Linked DNA regions of Homo sapiens: region 2 is linked to region 1. Evidence: chromatin contacts called from ENCODE Hi-C or POLR2A ChIA-PET data. All regions are on one chromosome and are shown on one strand. Each heading gives the region's core, a stretch centred on a gene start or an enhancer-like site at or near the end of the contact. The rest is flanking DNA. Distances are from core to core; before and after follow the strand shown.

Region 1 (6,392 bases), core at 2,641-5,140:
CAACATCTTAAAGACATTCATATATACATATTTGCATATCGTTATATTTAAATATCCGGACACATACACGTGTGAACATTTTCACAGACATTTTACATTGATTTCCTTATATATATGCTCGGGGCCACTGCGCTGCACTACACCAGGGGGTCCCATTTCATGGCAATCAGTGTGAATGTCACTCCCTGAATTGTTCAGGCACAGCCTCTGTGACTGAACACAGCAGCTCTGTACATGAACAAACATGTATGTGCATTGCCACCCATGTGGACAGGCATAACCACCTATATGCCACCAATGTGTGCCACATAACATCACACACACAGACTTGCCAAGAGATATGACTACATGATACAGTCACATACATGCTCATGCTCCTGCCTCAGGGCCTTTGCGCTTACTGTTCCCTCTGCCTGGAATGCTCTTGCAAATAACCTGTGACTCCCTCTTTTACCTTCTTCAAGTTGTACTCAAAGGTTACTCTCTCAGTGAGGCCTTCCCTGACACACTCACATCCCCATGCATCAATTTTTCTAAAATTGCAACAGCTCCCCTGCAGTTGGAATCCTCCAGCCCTGCTTTCTTTTTCTTCTTATTGTCATCTGATATAATATCTATTTTCCTTTTTGTCATATTTAATGTCTATCTATCCCTACTAGAATGTTAGCTCTACTCTGCCAGGGATTTTTGTTTGCTTTGTTCACTGCTGTGGTCTCAGCCTCTAGAACAATACGTGGCATGCAGTAGGTGCTCAATAAGTATTTGTTGAATGAATGACAAAAGCCAGGGAAGTAGGGATCCCTGAGGATGATTGAGACCAAATTTCCCACTACCCCAGCAAGAAGACAACCTAGAGTCAGATGTAGATTGATGTCAAGAATTAAGGCACAATGCAAGGTGCATTGTAAGTGCCGTGAGACTATTATCTCATTTAATCCTCATAACAGTCCTATGAGGTACTACTGTCCACCTTATTTTACATTAGAGGGAACTAAGGCACCGAGAGATTAACTCACTTGCCCAAAATGCCACGGCACAGAAGAGGCAAAGCTGAGATTCAGACCCAGGCAGCTTGGCTCCACACAGCCCAGACACTACACACACACACACACACACACACACACACACACACACACACACACTTAGGTAGCATCACCAGGCCCTCCCAGCCTTCAAGCAACTCTCAGAAATGAGAACTCCCAGCCGGGCATGGTGGCTAATACCTGTAATCCCAGCACTTTGGGAGGCTGAGTTAGTCAGATCACTTGAGGTCAAGAGTTCCAGACCAGCCTGGGCAACATGGTGAAACCCCATCTCTACTACAACTACAAAAATTAGCCGGGCATGGTAGCACACGCCTGTAATCCCAGCTACTCAGGAGGCTGAGGCAGGAGAATCACTTGAACCCGGGAGGCAGAGGTTGCAGTGAGTCGAGATCGCACCACTGCACTCCAGCTTGGGCGACAGAGCGAGACTCCATCTCAAAAAAAAAAAAAAAACCAGAAATGAGAACTGCCTCCCCCCAAGACTGAGTGTTTAGGGTCCCCCCATTTCCCAGCCCCCACTCCATTGTCCCCACTGCTTCCCAGCCAAGAGCAAACCTGCGTCCCTGGTGACGCAGGAAGCTGTAGGCTGTCCGGTTGTCATGGCGACAGCCGCTAGCCCCTGTAAACAGTCTCGCCTCCTGGCTGCCTGGGTGAATCGCTCTCACCACCCTCAGACGCTGTGCTCTGGGCCTTGCTGCACACTTGACCCGTTCTTGGTGGCTGGTCGAGCCAAAGATCCAAATGTCTCTGCTGCTTCCCACCTGGGGGGTTGAGGGGACAGGGGGTGTAGAAGCAGAAAACCTAGGTCCTCATCACCCTTTCTGCCCCTTCTGGGCTGTGCGACCTTGAGGAGTCCCTTCTCTTCTCCATGACTCAGGTCTCTTGTCCCTGCTTTACAGGGTGGTCATGAGGAGTTGATGAATTCTTTTCTTCCTTCCTTCATTCATTCAATAAATAATTATCAAACATCTACCATGTGCCAGGCAATGGCCTAAGTGCTAGGGATATCACAGTGACCAAGGCAGACCTGGTCCTCTGGGAGATACACAACAAACCAGTTCTGGGAAGAAAATAATATAGGCGAATGTGTATGACAGGGGAAAGAAAACAGGGCTACTTTTCTTAGGCGATCAGGAAAAGCCTCCCTGAGGAAGTACCATTTGAGCTAGACCAAAAGGAGAAGATGGCCAAGCAAAGCGATGGGAAAAGAAGTATTCTAGGAAGCAAGTGCAGCGTGTGCAAAGGCCCTGAGGCAGGGATGACTCAGCCTATTTACAGGACAGAAGGCCCTTTTCTCAAAATAATGCTAGGAGGGCGGGCCCAAGGTGTGAACTCTGGTGCTGCAGGTGGAGGGAGAGAAAGTGGACATTGACAACGGCTGCTGTGTGGGACAGCAGAAAGAGACGCTTTCATAGCCAGCTGCCACAGGCGCAGCTTCCAGCTCCCGGAGGGGCAGCCCTCAGACTGGGGGTCTGAGCTTCTGCACCAGGATAAAGCAGAACAGTAGCAATAACAGTGCAACATATTCCAGATGCTTTGCCTATATTAACTAGTTTAATCCTTACTACCCTAAGAGAGAGGTTACTGTGATGATTAACAGAAAAGCTGAACACATACCTGGCTGCAAAGCCCATGATCCCAGCTACCATGCTGGAAGCTCTATAAATGAGCAAAGAGACTCAGTCCAAAGCCTCCAGGAGTGGTGGGGACAGTGGCGGATGTGGCCTGTATAGAGGACTCCAGCTCCAGCCCATGTGGCAGTGTGTGGGAATGCAGACTCACAGTGGCAAGATGTTCTAATTTTCTAAAATAAGCCAGACTGTTGTGTGAACTCTCCTGATTTTAAAACGTTGACTCTATTGTTATTTTAAATATCAGACGGTCAAATAAGACATAGCATCATTCTAGACCTCCAGATGAGACCAGCTGCATAATTTGTGGGGTCCAGTACAAAATGAAAATGCAGGGCCCCTTGTTCAAAAATTAAGAATGTCAAGCCAGCGACAGCAGAACGCTAAACCAAGCTCAGCATTCTTGTGAGTGTGGGGCCCTGTGCAAATGGCTGTGCATGTGCATGATGCCAGCTCTGCCTCAAACGTGGGCACTTCCTAAGAACTTGTTGAATTAAATGGAAGGAAGGGGCCGGGCACGGTGGCCCACGCCTGTAATCCCAGCACTTTGGGAAGCCAAGGCTGATGGATCACTTGAGGTCAGGAGTTCCAGACCAGCCTGGCCAACATGGTGAAACCCCGTCTCTACCAAAAAAAATACAAAAAATTAGTCAGGTGTGGTGGTGCATGCCTGTAGTTCCAGCTACTCAGGGAGCTGAAGTGGGAGAATTGCTTGAACCTGGGAGGTGAAGGCCGCAGTGAGCTGAGATTGCACCACTGTGCTCCAGCCTAGGCAACAGAGCAAGACCCTGTCTCTAAATAAATAAATAAATAAAGGGAAGGGAAAAAGGAAGGAAAATGAACATGTGTTGGCACCTACTATGCATCAGACATAGCTTTATAAAATAGCAACACTTTATAAAGCACTCACCACGTGCCAGGCACCGTAGGCATTAATGCATTTAAACCTCACAAGATGGTGCTCTTGTGAATCCCATTTTCCAGATGAGGAAATTGGGACTCAGGGAAGTAAAGCCACTTGGTCACTGCTAATACTGGGGTAGCAAGGGGTGAGGGAGAACAAATGGAAAAAATAAGAGGAAGACCAAGGCAAGAGGAAAAGAAGCCACCCCAAGCCTGTCTCCCAAGCTGGGCTGCACTCAGGTCTCTGCCAAGACCGCGTGGAATTTGGGGAGGCCGCCACACCCCGGAGAAGGGCCCGTGGCATTTCTGAATCACGGTGCCATCCGCCCCGGTTTGGCTTCTCTCCGGCGATCCAATTACTAAATGTAGCCGCATTCTTTAAAAATGTCTTTCCTCTTATGTAATGCAATAGTGACAAACGCCAAACAGATGGTGCTGTGACAAGCTTTTTAAAAGTTGATTAGGAGCTCATCTTTCAAAATTAATGTATGGGCATTTAAACAAGCTCCAGCCGGCCACAAAACTCAATTGAGAATCCATATGGGACAAATCGCTTGATGGACTGGCTACATTGACCACCTTCCCGGCCAGGGTTTGACGTGAAAAGTTTGGGGAATGGTAATAGCACGGGTCACGTTGACTTGTGAGCAATGGGCAAAAGATACCTGGTTTGGGCAGAGGGGAAAAATGCCTTGGGCCTCCCAAAAGCCCAGGAGGCTGGAGCCTCCTCAATCTATTTACCAAGACTTTTTTATTTTTTTTTTCAAAATTGTACATTGTCTTCGAGAGAGCGGACCGTCTCTCCCTGCCTCGGGAGGGAAGCGGGTTAGTCATAAACTATGTCAGATGCTGCCAGCGAGCAGCTTCACCCCCACCCTTTCTTCCTCAGTGTTCAGGGATGAGATCATTTCATTTGGAGCCAATTATAGACGGAGAATGCTGGGGATGTGCAAAGAAACCTCCTCAGAACCCTTCCCTCCCACATCACAGGCTGTACCCTGCCAGGATGGGCAAGAACAAGAGGCCAGGCGCCCAGCCCCAGGTTCGACCCCAGGGTTTCTGAAGGCCATGCATTCCTAAGCCTTAGCTTGGACCTGTCAAGCTAGGATGCCAGGCTGTTGGCTAGACAAACCCTGTTGGCCTCAAAAGTTCAGGGCTGTATGGGCCCTTAAAGATCATCGCTGTTCAGATGAGGAAACTGAGGCTCAGAGAAGGGAAGTGGCTTGCTCAAGGTCCCATGGCAAGTTGGCAGCAAAGCCACAGAGATGAATGGTGGCTTCTCTGCCACCCACGAGGAGGATGTCTGTGGCCTGAAACATTCCCAGCATCCATTCCCATTGCTTCTGATACAAGGGTCCCGAGTTTTCCTTCTTGGTTCACGTGGTTCAAGTAGGACTGACCATGCCTCCACTTCCAAGGATATGCACCTGACCCAGCACCGGCCAATCAAAACAGTGCATTCCCCCACCCTCCCCCCACCCATTGATTCAGGAATATGAACCAGGGGTGTGAGATGAGCCTGGTCAATAAGCAGCAACCCCAGACCTGTAGCTGAGACTGAGACCATTGGAAGTGAGATGCTGTCTTCAGCTTTGTGATGCAGAATGGGGAGGAAGAAAGCCTAGAGCTGCTGGCAGCCATTAGTGCCACCACAGGATGCCTACCTAAGCACAAAGTCAACAGAGAGGAGAGCAAGGCCAAAAGAAAGTGAGGCAGTGGCTTCAACCTTTAAACCCCTGGATCCAGCCATACCTGAAGGCAGTCTTATCCTGGATATTTTCTTTACATGAGTCAATAAATTATCCTTGCTCGAGCTGGTTGAGTTCTTTCACTCATTTCCCAAAGGGCCTTGACTGATAGACTTGGAGGTCCTCAGGTGTAGGACAAGGCTCCAAAACATAACACTGAGTGCTCCTCGTCTCCATCCCCAACACATTGCTGGCCTCTTCCCCAGAAGATTCCCTAAGTCCCTGCACAAGTTCCAGCAACACACTCCAAAGGGAGTACCCAAGGTAAATGTCCCATTTTATGGTACGCAAGAAACGGCTCTGCCTTCTGGGTACCCATAACCAAGCTGCTCCCCACCACAGCCTCTGCCTTCCTATTTCGTCAAGAGCACAAGCTTTGCAGTCCAGTTCAAAGCCCAGCTCCAACGTTTCCTAATCATGAGAACTTGGACAAGTCATGTGACTATCCTGAAGCTCAGTTTCCCATCTGTGAATGGGGAAAAGATCACCTACTTTACACGATCCATGAGAGGATTAAAACAGGCACCACCACTATTTAGAGGCTGAAAAAATGGGTAGCTACCAAGAGCTACAAAAAGTCTATCCTGCAGAGCTGGGGCAATTGTCGAGCACGGTGTGTTTGGGAAGACAGCACCTACACACATCAAATGATTTCCACCTAAAACAGCTTCCTGCAGCCAAAACAAGTGTACGGGTAGAGGCAGGGAATGCTGGCTGTGGGGTACGAGTCGGACAGCCCCTTGCTGGCCTCGTGGCCATCTGCTTCTTTCTCCCCTCCGCTGCCCCTTGGCCCAGGATTCTCGCCCCAGACCAGCACACACAGGTGCTACTGACATTCTCACCCAGTGATTCATTCACACTCCCAGAGAGCAGCAACAGACAGTGATTCCCAGGAGCGTCCAGAGTCCTGATTTAGGAAGGAGGATAGAGTAGCAGTAACATTTGAACAAGTTCCTGCCCAGTCCCAAGGACAGCTGAAAGATAAACCTCCTGCTCCAACCCCACCGCAGGGAAGCCTGAACCTGCCCGCTTAGAACCAGGAAGAGATTGAGCTATGATTCCCC
Region 2 (6,592 bases), core at 4,034-6,533, 68 kb after region 1:
GAGAGGTTCTGCCCATCCCGGAATGACGTCCTATGGAATACCGATCCTCAAGGGTAGACTTCCCCAAAAAGCTGCATCTCTCTACAACCCTACCTTCGTTTCAAAGGGAAGGCCCCCTCTAATTGCCAATATCACCAATGTAACCCAGTGCAAATTTCTATTCTTACCTCTACCTCCACCAATCCTAATCCCACTTTAAGTAGCTTCTACAGCATGGGAGCCGCAACATTAGGGATAGACCCTACAGGATCTTTCGAAATGCGCTTCATTGTTCCCCCACCCCCTTCATCCCCTTCTAAACAAACACCCAATGACAAAACCAAAGTGACCATTGTAGAGGTTAAAGATCTAAAGCAAACTCTACCAATTGAAACGGTACCGAGATGCAAATGCATGGCTGGAATGGATTAAACATTCTGTCCGCTCGCTAAACAAAGCGATTGTTATGCTTACGCACGTGGTAAGCCAGAGCCCCAGATTGTTCCCTTTCCACTCGGATCGTCCTCCAGCCGATCAGGCATTAAGTTGTATGGCAGCTCTCTTCCAAGACCCCACAACCTGGGGCAATAAGCTATGCCAAACTCTCTCGCTGCTGTTTCCTGAAGTCCCCTGAAGTCCGACACCCTGCGGGTCAGCCCCCGAGGGCCATCAAGCATCCGTCTTCCAATGCCAATTTTACCTCGTGTCTCTCACAGGGGGAGAACTTGAATTTGCTTGGAGACCTAACGAGATGCAGTGAGCTTAAGCCCTTCCAGGAGCTTACCAATCAGTCGTCCCTTATTCATCCCCAAGCAAACGTATGGTGGTGTTGTGGTGGACCATTACTGAATACTCTGCCAAGTTACTTGGCGTGGCACTTGAGCTCTAATCCAATTGGCTATCTCCCTTTCACCCTGGTATTTCATCCAGAAAACATACATAAAAACAGAACATCATAAAACAATGGATGTCCCTCGTGACTCTCATGTTTATATAGATGCCATTGGAATCCCACGAGGAGTGCCAGATAGATTTAAGGCCCAAAATCAAATAGCTGCAAGTTTGAATCCATGTTGTTCTGGTGGTCAACTCTAAATAAAAATGTAGATTGGGCCGGGAGTGGTGGCACACGCCTGTAATCCCAGCATGTTAGGAGGCTGAGGCGGGTGGATCACAAGATCAGGAGTTTGAGACCAGCCTGACCAACATGGTGACAGCCCCCAGCTACTCAGGAGGCTGAAGGAGAGTAGGTTGAACCCAGGAGGTGGAAGTTGCAGTGAACCATTGCACCATTGCACTCCAGCCTGGGCGACAGAGTGAGACTCCATCTCAAAAAAAACACAAAAAATGTAACCCAGCAACGATTCATTAATTATACTAGGGATGCTATTAAGGGAACAGTTTAACAATTAGGGCCCACCAGTCAAACGGCCTGAGAAAATACAATAGCATTAGACATGATACTAGCGGAGAAAGGTGTAGTTTGTGTCATGATTGGAACCCAGTGTTGTACTTTCATCCCTAATAATACTGCTCCCGATGGAACCATAACAAAGGCCCAAGGACTTACTGCTTTATCCAATGAGCTAGCTAGAAATTCTGGAATAAATGACCCCTTCACGATTTTAATGGAAAAATAGTTCCGCAAATGGAAAGGACTTACGTCCTCAATCTCCTGCCATCAGAATAGGTTTGCTCATTCTTGTAGGATGCTGTATCATACCCTGTATCTGAGGATTAATACAAAAGCTTATTTTAACAGCTCTCACCCACCAAAATCTTCCTCAATCCTCCCTCGCATCATTCAGTTAAGCTTCTAATTTCAGAGGACCAAGAGGAACAAAATCAAGACACGCTAAAACAAGTCTGAAGAGAAATAATTATAAAAATCAAAAGGGGGAAATCGTTAGATACAATGGATTTCTCTTCAAAGTTTTAACTTCCTTGTTCTTTGTTCTTAAGGTCAACTTCCTCATACCTTCCTGCTCCGAGTTACCCGTTCTATAAACAACTTCTCCGGCCAATCTCAACCTGTAACCTGTTCCCTATTTGGAAAAGTCCCCCTCACTCCTAGCAACCAGCTCTGTAAACAAGTTTCCTGCCCTTCCCACAGCTGTAACCCACATGCCTCCTGTTTAAAATAGCCAATCAGGACTAGTTTAGATTGCGCTGTCGACTCCAGCCAATGGGGATAGGACACAGAAGCAGGGACTACTTGTTAGGAATAAAAACCCTTTCTCTCTTTTGTTAGGTGTGCTCTTGCCAGGAATGCCAGCAGCAGCACCCTACGGCAGAAGTAAATTTGCCTTGCTGAGAAATCTTTTGTTCAAGTGCTCGTTTTCTTTGGAACTCCAAGCTCTTATTTCCAACAAAGACCTAGTAATACCAACAGGCCAATGTCAGTCCTAATGACTTATTCTCCCAGTTTTATACCCAACTTGGAAATGGGTCCTGAGGTTAGGCCCAGTTGGACAAATTTTGCGGTGGGGTTTGGCAGATAGAAAGCAGAAACCTCACCTGTTACAAGGCAGACTGAATCAAGCCAAGATCAACACACACTGGTACACGTGGCTCCCAACCTATAGAAAGTTAACAGGTCAAAAGAAGCCATCTGAATGCTGGAAAAAATAGAGAAAGCCCAGTTCCCATGAACAAGCAATAGTCTCTGATAAAGATAAGCAGAAAACAAAGATAGGAGTTATTACTGGGGCCAATGCATCAGACAAAACTGGCCAATAGTGTAGAGATCAACAGGGTCGATCTGATGGGGAAAGAAGCTGTATCATCAGCTGCAAAGGCCACATTTGAGTCGTACAAGAAGTAGGGTGACAAACCCACACTGAAAAGCAGCTACTACCCCCTCCAGAGCCTGTGTCTACTCAGCCAGGGAAGACGTGTTGGCACCACTTACCAATTTTATATGTATATATATATTCTACTTCCAACACCCGCATTCATCCTGGTTCAATCAAAGCCTGGTTTTGGCCAACAATAAACCTGAAATGAAAAAACAGAAAAATGAGCTCCCATCAGCTAGATGCCCAGGGGAGCTGGGACAAAGGAGCTGCTCAAGCTGGCATATCAGACAGAAACTGGCTTAGAAAAGTTAGATCAACATAGTCGATCTGTCGGGGAAAAAAGCTAAGTCATCATATATGCCAGCAGGAAGTTCTTGAGTGAGGAGTAAGATTTGAAAGCCATGAGGAGTAAGATTTGGTTGGTATGCTTCATATTTGCAAATTTGCATTCGGTGTTTGAGCACTTCTGTGTTGTATCCTGTAGCTGGCAATAACTTGGTAGCCAAACCAAACACCCCTGTCTTCAGTGCTTACACTCTGAGTACAGGCCCATGATAGAAGCCAGTGTGGCTGGAAGAGTTGAGGAAGTAGTTGGCATTTACTGAGTTGGGAAGTGAACAAGTACCAAGAGATTGCATTTTAACACAAGTTACCACAAGTTACCTGACAAAAGAACAATCTGGAACAATAAGCTTCACATGTGTTCCCATGAAGCCCAGACTTTGTAAACGCCTCACTCCTGGACTCTAGCAAAAATATTAGTTATGTAGTCGGGCACTGGTTTGAGTGGCTAGTTCAACAGAAAAACACATTTGGCTTTCCAAAATATGTCAATAAATCATCCCTCCACTTGGAAATTTAAGCGCCCCAACACACAGGAAGAATGGAATCCAAAAATATGTTTAAGTGGCATTAAAATGTTAAACGCCTCTTCACTAACAAGGTTCTTTCACTTCAGGCATTTCTCTTAAACCTGTTTCTTCACCAGAAACCTAGTTCCAATATTTGAACTGTGAGAATAAAACATTCAGAACATGTTTTTCTTTTTTTTTTTTTTTTGAGACGGAGTCTGGCTCTGTTGCCCCGACTGTAGGGCAGTGGCGCAATCTCAACTCACTACAACCTCCGCCGCCCGGGTTCGGGCAATTCTCCTGCCTCAGCCTTGTGAGTTGCTGGGATTACAGGCGCGTACCACCACGCCCAGCTAATTTCTGTATTTTTAATAGAGTCAGGGTTTCACCATGTTGGCCAGGCTGGTCTCCAAATCTTGACCTCAGGTGACCCATCTGCCTTGGCCTCCCCAAGTGCTGGGGTTACAGGCGTCAGCCACAGCGCCCGGCCGTCAGAACACTTTTTTAAATACCTAATAAATGCTCGATAGAAAGTGCTTTGTTAAATCCCACGTTTTCCTAGAAAACTAAAGCTTCTCAAAGCACGTGTTTTCTACAGTAGACCCATAGGAGACAAAGACTTACTCGTCAGGAGATCGAAGGTTGTAGATGTCTGCACGTGGCTTCCTTGGAGGTCCAGTGGTGACTCCCTCTTCCAAAATCCATTCTGTACCCGCTGGCTGCTCTAACCTGTGAACCAACAAATAAAGGGCGTTAACCGCCATCTTCCCACGGTCAGAAACGAACAAGGCCGGGCCTTTTGAGGCCGATGTATCAGAACTAACTGGCAAAATATAAGACGTCAGCATTGTCGATCTGATGGGGAAAAAAGTGAAGTCATCATTTACACCAGCCAAGGGCTTCTCAGGCCCGTGCAGAAGGCAGTGGCTTTTCCAGCTCCAGAAACTCATTTCTCCCACGCCCTTAAGGCCTATTTGGGGTCAGAGACGGAGAAGCCACGAGAAGGAGATTAGGGCTGGCCGCAGAGACGACGGCACAAAGAAGGGAAGGGAGGACCAGAGGTCTCCAACGAAGAACATGGAGTTTCCACTCACCACACACAAAACGGGAACTTACGGGCAGGACAATAGCGTATGAAGCCTGACTGCAACTAGGAGAAGTACCACACTCCGGGCACCGCAGACGCGAAAGAACGAATGGCTTCCTGAACCTCCCTTATATAACCAAAGATGGCTTTCGCACCTGCGCACTGGACCCGAAACGCTCTCTTTCCCGCCCGCTCCGCGCGCGTCGCTCTGGGAAATGTAGTCTCGAGCAGCACAGCCCGAGGCGCTCTAGTAGTTGTCCAGGCCGCGTCTAGCCCCGCCCCCTTCCCTCTACACGCCGGGCCACCCGGGCTTGTCCGCTTCCTCGCCATGTCGCGCTTCACACGCACCAAACCGCTCGACGGGTTCCCCTTCCTCTGGGGCCGGCTGAGGCCCGCAAAGGCCTTGGGCGCAGTCATCTCCCGCCCCCCGCGGTCCGCTCCCCTCAGCCGCGCCCGCCTGAGCCCGCCGGCTCCGCCGCCGGGGGGAGCTGAGGTGACGCCCTCCTCGAGGGCGGAGGCGCCGGCCGTGCCTGGGCCAGGCCCTCGTGCTCTCCACCCTGGGCCCCCGCCTCCTCCTTCTCCTCCTCTGGGCCGCCCGCCCGGCTCCGCCCAGGGTCTGCGGGGAACGGAAACCGAAAGTGCGCGGCGCCGGGCGGGGCCACCGACCTGCCTGGGCCGAAGCCCCAGCACTCGCCGGCGGCAGTGAAAGGACGCGCCGGAGCCGGGTGAGTGGCCCCGCAACTGCCCCTGCCCCTGATTCTTCCTTGCCTCGCCGCGAACCCCGGCGCCCGCGCCGACCCGCCACTGCCTCTGCCCGTAAGACCTGTCACCCTCTCAAGCCCCCAACGCACCCGTCACCCGCTCAGAGCCCCTGGCCCCTCAGCGCCCCGTCGCCCCCTCAATCCCCAGACCCCCATCACCCACTCAGAGCCTTGTCACCTCTTTGGCCCCCAGCGGCATCAGCACCCACTCAGAGCGCCTCTCAGCGCCCCGTCTCCCCCTCAGACCCCAGACCTCCATCGCCTACTCAGCGCCCCGTCACCCACTCAGCCCCTGGCCCATCTCAGCGCCCCGTCGCCCCTTCGGCTCCCCTGTACTCTCTTTAGTGTCCCCATCCCCTCAGCTGGCCCGTCGCTCTCCCCAGCACCCCCGACACCGTCACCGCTTCTGCCCTCAGCACTTCGATCTCCTCTGCCCCTACCCCTGTCTGTGCCCTCCCTTCTGCCACTCGCACCCCCCTCATTCCTCCGGCCTCACCTCCTGTCACCTTATCAATCCCCCTCTTCTACAGAGCACCTCGGCACCCCCTTCAGCCTGCTCCCTGCCCCCACCCCGCCGCCTCCGTCCTCAGCAAGCACCCCCTGGTGCTCGCTACCACCCTCTCCCCAAGGCCCCCATAACCCCGCCACCTCACAGCCTTGGCGCTCCCTGACCCCATAACATTTCCATTAGGGACCGTGGGCTCCCTGGGTCAGGGATTCCCCAGGACCCTGGAGACTTCCCCCAAACCCAGCTCTGCCTCCGACCTCAGCCTCCTGCGTCCCACTCTGGTGATGACTAGCCCCTCTCATTCTGACTCCAGGCCAGCTTGATCATCACTGATTTTCTTCTTCGTGCCCTTTAGGCCTTGATTCCCCCCACCAAAAAAAAACACTTCAGTCTGTTTTCGATCCCAGCATTTCCTGTTCATGTCTACTCCTCCCTTCCTTCCCTTGCCTTTTTTTTAACATCTTTTTTTCTTTTCTTCCGTTTCTTTTAAATTTTCTGGAGTTTCTATTTTAGCATTTTTCAACAAGGGGAAGAAGGAATTTTCCCCTCGGAGAATTGAAAATAAACAAACAAACTCTAAATACTGAGCCTGCGCCAGGAGGGCTGGG

The links. A loop is a pair of places that touch in the nucleus more often than their neighbours do. ChIA-PET counts read pairs that join two places held with the same protein, here RNA polymerase II (POLR2A). Pooled maps may share reads with other maps.
Region 2: a pooled map shows a loop between it and region 1 (8-fold over the local background). The contact joins the promoter of ZFAS1 here to the enhancer-like site in region 1. A Hi-C loop is called at or near these places in 5 of 50 pooled maps. POLR2A ChIA-PET finds 5 or more read pairs at or near these places in 7 of 52 experiments (CD8-positive, alpha-beta memory T cell, H1, MCF 10A and 4 more).

What each region holds. Positions count from the first base shown.
Region 1 is chr20:49,343,274-49,349,665 of GRCh38, reverse strand. All of the region lies in intron 2 of LOC105372649 (a long non-coding RNA gene), which reads right to left. Among named protein-coding and RNA genes, the nearest start is that of SNORD12, 66 kb to the right of the region's middle. Within about 2 kb of position 3,890, at least 14 of the 41 ENCODE cell types and tissues checked have a DNase peak (open chromatin) inside an H3K27ac peak, as active enhancers do; they include PC-3 and PC-9, where a contact is called at or near this core.
Region 2 is chr20:49,276,869-49,283,460 of GRCh38, reverse strand. It overlaps ZFAS1 (ZNFX1 antisense RNA 1), which reads right to left and starts at 5,283. Exons shown (of 4, transcript NR_036658.2): 1 at 4,745-5,283; 2 at 4,253-4,357; 3 at 2,891-2,976. It overlaps ZNFX1 (zinc finger NFX1-type containing 1), which reads left to right and starts at 5,404. Exons shown (of 14, transcript NM_021035.3): 1 at 5,404-5,440. SNORD12C (small nucleolar RNA, C/D box 12C) reads right to left here and starts at 4,516; the gene lies at 4,438-4,516. It overlaps SNORD12B (small nucleolar RNA, C/D box 12B), which reads right to left and starts at 3,148; the gene lies at 3,046-3,148. It also overlaps SNORD12. RefSeq lists enhancers at 4,700-4,899, 4,775-5,069, 4,827-5,327, 5,328-5,828, 6,170-6,229 and silencers at 4,990-5,349, 5,400-5,629.